Linked DNA regions of Homo sapiens: regions 2 and 3 are each linked to region 1. Evidence: chromatin contacts called from ENCODE Hi-C data. All regions are on one chromosome and are shown on one strand. The core of a region is the stretch at or near the end of the contact, and the rest is flanking DNA. Distances in the headings are between cores, read along the strand shown. Region 1 holds the start of SSH1 (slingshot protein phosphatase 1). Region 2 overlaps CMKLR1 (chemerin chemokine-like receptor 1). Region 3 overlaps CMKLR1 (chemerin chemokine-like receptor 1).

What was found. Hi-C counts contacts between places; a loop is a spot of excess contacts on that map. Pooled maps may share reads with other maps.
Region 2: a loop to region 1 is called in a pooled map, with 7 times the contacts of the local background. The contact joins the enhancer-like site here to the promoter of SSH1 in region 1. A Hi-C loop is called at or near these places in 1 of 168 maps with a recorded cell type or tissue (ascending aorta), 1 of 37 single-sample maps with no recorded cell type and 5 of 50 pooled maps.
Region 3: a loop to region 1 is called in a map of ascending aorta, with 3 times the contacts of the local background. The contact joins the enhancer-like site here to the promoter of SSH1 in region 1. A Hi-C loop is called at or near these places in 1 of 168 maps with a recorded cell type or tissue (ascending aorta) and 1 of 50 pooled maps.

Annotation. Positions count from the first base shown.
Region 1 is chr12:108,855,657-108,858,862 of GRCh38, reverse strand. SSH1 (slingshot protein phosphatase 1) reads left to right here and starts at 1,280. Exons shown (of 15, transcript NM_018984.4): 1 at 1,280-1,435. The coding sequence starts at 1,367. RefSeq lists a silencer at 811-1,550 and enhancers at 1,981-2,030, 2,083-2,584.
Region 2 is chr12:108,332,768-108,335,729 of GRCh38, reverse strand. All of the region lies in intron 1 of CMKLR1 (chemerin chemokine-like receptor 1), which reads left to right. Among named protein-coding and RNA genes, the nearest start is that of CMKLR1, 5.1 kb to the left of the region's middle. RefSeq lists an enhancer at 1,371-1,520. Within about 2 kb of position 1,414, at least 11 of the 41 ENCODE cell types and tissues checked have a DNase peak (open chromatin) inside an H3K27ac peak, as active enhancers do; they include ascending aorta, where a contact is called at or near this core.
Region 3 is chr12:108,309,095-108,312,026 of GRCh38, reverse strand. The region is part of intron 2 of CMKLR1 (chemerin chemokine-like receptor 1); the gene reads left to right. Among named protein-coding and RNA genes, the nearest start is that of CMKLR1, 29 kb to the left of the region's middle. Within about 2 kb of position 1,413, at least 4 of the 41 ENCODE cell types and tissues checked have a DNase peak (open chromatin) inside an H3K27ac peak, as active enhancers do; they include ascending aorta, where a contact is called at or near this core.

The sequences.
Region 1 (3,206 bases), core at 31-2,530:
TGCAACATGCAGAGGTTGGGGGTGGGAGCCGGGAGATGAGATTTTGGCTAAAAGAAAAGTTTCCTACTACTAAGTCAAGCCAGAATTGCCTTCTTGGTATCTTATTCCATGTTCCCCTCTCCATCCCCATAACTGGTCACCTCTCCCCGGGACAACAGCAGCAGCCTCCTCCCTGGTCTCCCTCAGCCCTCTGCCCCGTGGTCCCTCATCCACGCAGCAGCCGGAGCGATCTTTCCAGAGAGGATGGAGACTCCAGCCATTCCTCCCCTCTTCCCTTCCCTGAGTGCTGGCCTCCGGTTGACAAACTTCTTCCTGCTTCAGGGCACGCTGATCCCCCCTGCTTGGAGAGCTGTCTCTCTGTTCTTTCACCTGTTAATCCTGCTTATGCTCAAGCCCAAGCCTCAGAATAAAGCTCTTCTGGGAAGCCTTCCCTGACCTCCAAGGAGTTGGCTGGGTTTCAGAACACCCAGAAAGAATTCATTGAAAAAGATTAGCAAAATACTTTTTTAAAAACGTGCCTAATAACTTGATTAACCTCTGCAAAATCAGGCGAATCTATTTTGCTTACTGTTTTTGTTTTTTGTTTTTTGTTTTTTTGAGACCGAGTCTCGCTCTGTCGCCCAGGCTGGAGTGCAGTGGCGCGATCTCAGCTCATTGCAACCTCCGCCTCCCAGATTCAAGCGATTCTCTTGCCTCAGCCTCCCGAGTAGCTGGGACTACAGGCGCGCACCACTGCGCCCAGCTAATTTTTGTCTTTTTAGTAGAGACGGGGTTTCACCATGTTGGCCAGGATGGTCTCGATCTCTTGACCTCGTAATCCGCCCGCCTCAGCCTCCCAAAGTGCTGGGATTACAGGCGTGAGCCACCGCGCCCGGCCCCAGGACGTCTTTTATTTCCTGGTCGCTGTACAGTCCTGTCTGCACGGTCGCCGGGCCTCAGTTTCCCCAGGCAGAGCAGCGGGCAGGGCCCCTGGGGCGTACGGGCTCCGGGCGGCGCGCGCGCCCCCGAGTCCCAGGCCTGATAGCGGGGCGCGCGGGCGGGGGCGCGTGTGTCGGGCGCGCGAGGGACGTGATCGACCAGCCGAGGCCTCGGGCAGCCCTCAGGGCCCCCGCGCACGCGCGCCTCCTCGTCCCGCCCTGCCCGCTTCCCCGCCCACTCCGCGCACTGAGGCCTGCGCGCGCCGGCGCGGGAGGCGGGAGCTGGGGGCGGGGGCGGTGGCGACGCCGAGGGGGAGGGGCGGGCCCGGCCCGGCTCGGCCCGGCCGCCCGCGCGCGGCTCCAGGAGGCCCCGGGCCCGGCCCGGGCGGCGGTGGCGGTGGCGGCTCTAGCTCGAGACGTCTGTGGCGCCCTCGCACCGCGCCGCAGCCATGGCCCTGGTGACCCTGCAGCGCTCGCCCACGCCCAGCGCCGCCTCCTCCTCGGCCAGCAACAGCGAGGTGAGCCCCGGGCTCGCCGCGCCCGGCCTGGGCCGCCGGACGCCGCGCCGAGGCCGCCGGAGCTGGGGCCGCGCGTGCGGGGCAGGGGGGCGGCTGCGCGGGCTCCTCGGGGCCCCGCCGTAGGAACAGAGCCGGGCAGCCGGACCGGGGTGACCGTGCGAGGACTGTGTGCGATGTGACCCTGTCTTGGGGAGCTGTGCGGGGACTTTGTGTGCGGTGTGACCCCTATCGGGGGGCGACTTTGCAGGGACTGTGTATGCAGTGCGACCCCTCTGGGAGTGTCTGCAGGATACTGTGTGTGCGCTGTGACCCACATCAGGGGGTTACCCCCATCTTGGGGTGACCCCTGTTAGGCGGAGACTGTGTGCGTTGTGACCCCTAAGGGTGACTGTGCAGAGACTGTGTGTGCAGATGTGACCTCGTGATTGTGTGGGGACTGTGATTTCAGGTGTGACCCCCATCTTGGGTTGACCTCTGTCTGGGGAGGACTGTGCGTCTGTCGGGACTCCCATTTGTGAGTGACTCTGCAGTGTGACCAGGGTCCAGGGGTGACTGGATGTGCAACTGGGACCCTTGATTGGGTGACTGCGTGAGCCGCTGGTTCTGAGACCTGTGGCCGGGGTAGTTCTAGGCCCTTTGCCTGTATGCCTGGCTGTGCGATGTGAGATGTGACTGTTGCTGACCTGCCGTCCGGGGACTGTGCCAGCGTGAGACAGGCATCTGGGAGTGCCCCTACAAACGTGTGAGATTGTTTCCCCGCCTGCCGCCTCTGGAGTTCTGTCTGTAGGCGTGCCCGTGTCACTGTGTGACGGTGACCGAGCGTGCTGTGGGCTCTGTGTGGCTGTGTTTCACGTCTGTGCGTGCAGCCTTAGTCTGGCTTTTCCTTTCTGTAACATCACTCAGGCCTGTGTGTTTATGTGCATCTATCTTTCTGTGTGGCTGTGACCCATTCTGGGTGATTGCATAGGTGCATTCCTGGGTTGCGTGTCCTGGCACTGTGCGCGTTTTTGTGGGTCTGTGTGTGGCCCAGGTCCGTTTGCCTGGCCACTTTTTCCTCTGGGGTTGATTGAGGGCACTGTTGCCCTCTTAGCCTGCAGGGTTGGCCTGGCTTGTCCTAGGCTGGGGCCTTGGGCCTCTGAGCAGGTCAGCCCTCTGTAGCTGCAGGGATGACCCTCTGGTCGCGCAATCTTGCCCACCATCTCTTGAAGAACCCGTCAAGGCCTCTGGTCTAAACTCTTACCTATAACAAGGCTGAGTGTCCGCCTGCAGACCCTTAGCTGTGTTTAGAGAAGACTGGAGGAGCGGCCCTGCGGTCCCAGGCCCAGGAAGTTCCGCAGCCAGCATCTGGGCTCTTCAGCCCCTTTCTTTGTGGGAGGGAGTGGGGGAAGTTGACTGATAACACGGGGGAGGTTTGTGTGTCTGAGAGAGACAAGAGAATAATGTTTGCATTTGGCTTGACAGCCCTGTCTCCTGGTAGGGTAGTTCTTCAGCCTTGTTTTGCTGGGATTGGCAGGGACATTTTCAGAGTGGCTGGGAAGTTGAACCTTCACAGCCCCCTCCTTGGAGAGGAGAGGCCATTCATGAGTTATCTATACACAGAAGGTTCTAGTAATCCCCCTCTACACGCTGATTAGAGGCAAAAGAACACTGGCGATCAATAGCCTGCTACTGAGAAGTTAGGTTGCAGGAGCGCCTTTCCTTCCCACAGCGAGGAGGGGCTGTTTTCTGTTCCGGTCACTGCTGTCTGGCAATTTATGCACTTAATCTCAGG
Region 2 (2,962 bases), core at 165-2,664, 520 kb after region 1:
TCCATGGGGCAGGCAGGAAACTGCAACTCCTCTACTCCAAGGAGTTAAGAGACCAAAGTTCTAGACATTTGTTGAGCTTACTGTGTGACCTTGGCAAGGCACTCTTACTCTTTGGCCACAATAATTTCATCTGTAAATAAGGAGGTCGAATGGTATATCAGCTAGGGTAGTAGCTGCAGTAACAAATAGGTCCCCAAAGGCATAAGGGCTGAAGCAAAGCAGAGCTTTATTATAAGGCAAGTATTTCTGAATGGAGGGTGGTCCTCTTCCTCATGGTACTTCAGTGACTCATCTGGTGGTCCCACTCTCTCCTCAGATATCCTCATTGTCTGCAGCCAGGTGCACAAGACAAAAGAAAGTATGGAGGTGGCATATTTGCTTATCTGCTTTGGCCTGGAAGCAGCAGACATGACTTCCACTCACATGAGAACTATCATGTGGCCAATCTAGTTGCAAAGGAGGCCAGGACATGGAGTTACAAGGATATGAGGTTCTTGGCAAAGAGCAGCTCTTTCCCAGCCACAGTCGTGTATTGTGGACAGGGAGAATGAATTTTTGTGGACAGCTACCTGTCTCTGTCACAAATGTGGTGACCTCTTGGGTTGCTTCCATTCTTTGATTCTAAGTCTACATTTCCATTAGTCAATCTTAGTTAACATGGTGATGTTGGACTCACAACATCACCTATCCTCAAGGTAATTCCCATCAAATATACTAAGTAAATTTCCAGACTCCAGGCCCCTAAACATGGATTTTTCTGAAACATAGGCAACTGCCATTCTCTTTTCCCCCTGGAAAAAGGAAATAAGAATAATGGTTTGATAGAACATGCTGCGGGTTATTAAGCCAAAGGTATTTATATCCATTATCTACTTGAATCTCCCTACAAGCCTACATGGAAAGGCCTCAGGACTATCATCCCCATTTTATAGGTGAATAAAATGAGGCTCAGAGAGCTAAAGGGACTTGCCTAAGGTCACACAGCTCATAGCAAAAGAATGGGATTTGAACGAAAAACATCTTATTCCTGTCCTAGGGCCCCACTGCACATTTGAATGTTGGTGTTCATGTACGTGTACATGGTGTGGTTAGAGTCGGGATTTTCCTTGGGCTGGGCTCCCCCAGGGCTGGGCATGAGGGAAGTGAAAGCTCAGGAATCATGCTCAAACTCCCCAGAATGGGCCAAGGCTGCTGACTGTAAGGCAGCTGGGTGGTTGTCCTAGGTCCTGGGGTGAAGAAGTACAGTGTGACCAAGTATTACAGCCACTGGCTGTGTAAAAGAGAAGGGACAGTGCATGAGGGTGTTGTGTGGTCCTGGAAGACACTGAGGCTTCAACTGGGCTGGCCACATAGTGGGTGCCTGGGAGCACTTTCCTGTGTGAATAAATGCATGTGGGAGTAACAGCTGCAGCACTGTGAGAAAATGAGATGAATCAGACCTGCTTCCTGTCTTTGAGGCCCTCAGGGGAGGAGAGACAAACTTGTAACATATACTTTTATTAATTCACTCAACAAACATTTATTAGCATCTACTACACGTCTGGCTCTCCACAGGGCAAGAACGATGGAAAGACAGGATTCCTATCCTTGTGGAACCCATTTGAGAGATGAGGAAAGTGAGGCCCTGATTGGTTACGTGACATTCCCAAGATCATTTGGCCAGATTAGGACTTGAAACACCTGGCTTCCAGCCCAGCACTTTTTCCATAGCCCCTGCTGAGGAGGTGGCCGTAGGCCAGGACTGAGATGCAGTGAGGAGCCCCTGTTATTGGCAGCCACTTTGAGCTGCCGCCGGACTCAGGACATGCTGGTTTCAGGCGATAGCACGAAACCAGTTATTTCTTTTTAGAACCTCTAGATTTTTGCAGCAATGGACACAGGTATGAATGAGAAAAAGTAGAAATCCTTGCACTGTCAGATGGAATCAAGAGGCAGTAATTCTACGTGGTGCTATCAGAGAAAGAAATGTTGACGTCTGGGTGACGTTGGCTGGTAGCACACTGTGGTGATGATAGATCCCAGATCCAAGTGCTCCAGAGTTGAGATCCCAGCTCTGAACTTTAACCTCCTGAGCCCCTCAGCTTCCTCATTCATAAGGTGGGCATGCTATGAGTACCTGCCTGTCAGGGTTATGGTGAGATTAAATGAGTCCATATCCATCAAGCACTGAGTACAGCACGTGGTCAGTTCAGTGAAGGCATTTCTATTTTTATTTTTGGGACAGTGAGCTTTGAAATTGGCCTTTGCACATCTGGGTGTCTGGTGCCTTGTGATCTTGGGTTCCCAGACTGGAAAATGTCATTTGGGCTAGTCTCTTGCCTCCATGTCTGGCCCCAAGGAGAGGTCTTGGGCTCTGCTGGTGGAGAGTGCCCTGGGCCTCACTGTCTTCACCATAGACAGTCTCTGGCAATGTTGGAAGTACCAGCGGCTGACTCAGCAGGGAGGTCAGCTGCTATCCAGGCAGAATGTCAGAATCGGTTCTGCTTTCTTGGGGTATAGGACATGGGTCCTCAGATTCCAGCCCTGGGTTCCTGCTGAGGGCAGCTCTTGTGCAAGGAGGTGGGTGGGTGGGGAGATGGGTACAAAAAACAACAGTGAGCACACTTGGTTTTTCCTCCTGGAAATCAGGGGTCAGAGAAACAGGAAGTCAATGGAGAGAGGGTGTGGTGTAGTGAGAAGAGGGCAGGCCCTGTGGTCTGGCAGATGTGAGTTCTAATCCTGGGTTTGACACCTATTGATTTATTTTTTATTTTTTGAGACAAAATCTCATTCTGTCACCCAGGCTGGAGTGTAGTGACATGATCACAGCTCATTTGCAGCCTCGACCTCTGGGGCTTAAGTAATCCTCCCACCTCCTGAGTAGGTGGGACTATAGGCATGCATTACCATGTCTGGCTAGTTTTTGTATTTTTTGTAGAGACAGGATGTATTAGTCAGGGTTCTCTTAGAGGGTTCTCTTACG
Region 3 (2,932 bases), core at 164-2,663, 550 kb after region 1:
TGGATTTGTGCACATGAGGCTGGGAGAAGCAAGGGGATGCTTGTGGAAAGCACACCCCAGGCAGAGGGACCTGCAAGAGCAGAGGCCCAGGTGCTTTGAACCATGCTCGGGGTACTGGGCTCCTTAAGCACAGGGAGCAGGTTGGTTTGGAAGGACTTGGCCTCTGAGGTCCCCCCAGCAGTCCTTCCGTGCCCCCAGCCTGGGGCTTCCCATGAGTCCTGCAGCCCTGTCCTGGGTCAGGGGTCGCTGACTTCACTTGGGTTGTCCAAGGGGAAGGGAGGCTAATGCCCATGCTCAGTGGCCCACCCTTCCTCCTGTTGCCTCTTGCCTCCACCAGCTCTCCCCCTCTATGCTGCCTTTTCCCCTTAGCGTCCTTTCCCTGGCACTTTTTTTCTTTTTAGGAGGCAAAGTCTTGCTCTGTCACCCAGGCTGGAGCGCAGTGGTGCAATCATAGCTCACTGCAGCCTCGACTTCCTGGGCTCAAGCGAGCCTCCCACCTTAGCCTCCTGAGTAGCTGGGACTAAAAGGTGTGTGTCACCACACTTGGCTAAATTTTTAAATTAAAATTTTTTCCCCTAGAGGCAGGGTCTCTCTATGATGCCCAAGCTGGTGTTGTACTCCTGGCTATAAGTGACCCTCCCGCCTCAGCCTCCCAAAGTGCTGGGATTACAGGCATGAGCCACTGTGCCCAGTCTCCCTAGCACTTTTAAGTGTTAATATCTCACACGCACACATACACACATTCATGTCAACCACTAACTGGATCTGACATAGTAGGAATGGTTTTGGCATCTGAGCCCCAGTCCTGACGCCATTTTGCTGTATAACTGTGGCCAAAAACCTCCTTTGTGTGTGGGCCTCTGCTTCTCCATCGTCATCACGACATTGACTTCAGTTCACTGGGGAAAAGTTGAAAGCAGGACCCTGATGGTGGAATTGAAGGCATAGCAGCAGTGTGTATCTGGCATCAATTTGCAGTGGGGGATGCCTTTCCAGAACCCCAGCACCAGACCCCAGAGACTGCTGACTGCTCCTTCATCTGCACCCTGCTCATCTCCTGGGCGGGGGGTGGGGGGGCGGTCTTCGAACTTACCTGCCTCACACACGTGTCCTGGGATGTGCCTCCCTGGTGAGCTGCAGGTTCTGGCTGCCCCTCAGCACTGCCTCCCTCCTGTCTCTGCCTACCCGCCTTGCTGAAAGGCCCTGGGTCCATGAGGCCCGGGGATGGGGGACTCGGTGTTACCATGGCAACCATAGCTTATCTGTGGCATCATGGACTCCGGGGGAAGATGGCTCCCAGCCCCCAGGACTGGACAGTATGGGCCCTTCTCTGTGACCTGGCTTTTCCCGTGAAGACCCATCTGAGTATCTCTGGTCCTCACTCCTCCGCTCACTCAAGACCTTTCTTGGAGCATTGGTGGTTGCCATGGAAATGGCTCTGGAAGCAAACCAGTCCCTGTGGGCTGAGGAAAAATCCTTAAGAAAAATAAAGAGATTGCTTGGCTTCCTGGCTCTCTGATGGGACATCCTGATGCCTGGAGCCTCCAAAAACTGCACTTTCTGGGTAGGCCTGGAACTGGCAGAAGGATCCTCAGTTCACCAGGCCTCTTGCTATTCTCCTGCCTCCAGCCTTTCCTCTTCCAACGCAGTGCCCACATCAGCCACCCAGGTTAGAAGCTGGAATCTTTTTAGAAGGATGATACCCTCTGCTTAAAACCATCCATGGCTCCCTATTGCCCATAGGATAAAGTTGATGGCTTGCAGGGATCTCACAATCTGAAACCCTCTTCTTTCCTTAGCCACATCTCCTGCCTTCTCCCCTCCCCTAACACACACACACACACACACACACACACACACACAGCCCCTAACCACACTTTTTCAAGCCTCTGTTCCTCTGCAGGTATGTCATTTCCCTCGGCTGCTCCACCTGGCAAAGGCTTCATACCCTCCAAGGCTCAGCTCAAATGCCACCTCCTCCAGGAAGCATCCCCTGATTTCCCCAGCCCTTTCTCTTTACTTTGTGCAGAGCCAGGGCCACACACTCAGTGACCAACAGGGCCAGGCAGGAGACCCAAATGACCCATTTATGAACATTTTTCATGTCCACAAAGACATACGTGCTCTCCTATGAAAGCTGAAAATGAGAATGACTTGGTTCCTCTTTCTCTCACTGGATTGCACTTATTTCTGCCACAGCAGAGACCCTGGACAAACTCAATGGCAAATTGCAACTGGCTTATTACCCCAGGGAACAATAGGGAGGGGTGGGGACTGTGGATAACCCCTGTTCTGTAATGCAAGCCCAGCATGGCCAGTTTGCTGGAAGCCTGGAATTTAGGTGACATCTCAGAATACTGACTGTGCCACGATCTGTTCCTGCAACCACTTTCTCTGCATGAAGGTAGTGACTGGGCCATCTTACTCCCACAGCATTTGGCAAGGAGTGTGACCCTTAGACGTTGCCCACTACTGGCTTTTTTTTTTTTTGGAGATGGAGGTCTCACCCTGTCACCCAGGTTGGAGTGTAGTGGTGCAATCATAGCTCACTGCAGCCCTAAGCTGCTGGGCTCAAGCGATCCTCCTGCCTTTGCATCTGCTGTTCCCACTGCCTACCATGCTCTTCCACAGCACCAGCCCATGTCTCCCTCTCTGTGTATTCAGGTCTCCATTCAAAGGTGGAACAGGGCATAAATGCTGGGGGAGGGGAATTCTATGTTAGGGAGAGCGTTCCAAGAAGCTTCTCTGAGAAGATGACCCTCTTTGTATTTTATTCACAGCACAAATCACTGCCTGCTATTATATTCATTGTATTTTTTCAGCATTTACATAGAGCTTCCGATGAACCAGGCATGCTTCTAAAACATTACCAACATAAACCCATTACCAACATTCAATCCTTGCAACAACTCTGTGAGGGAGGAGCAATGAT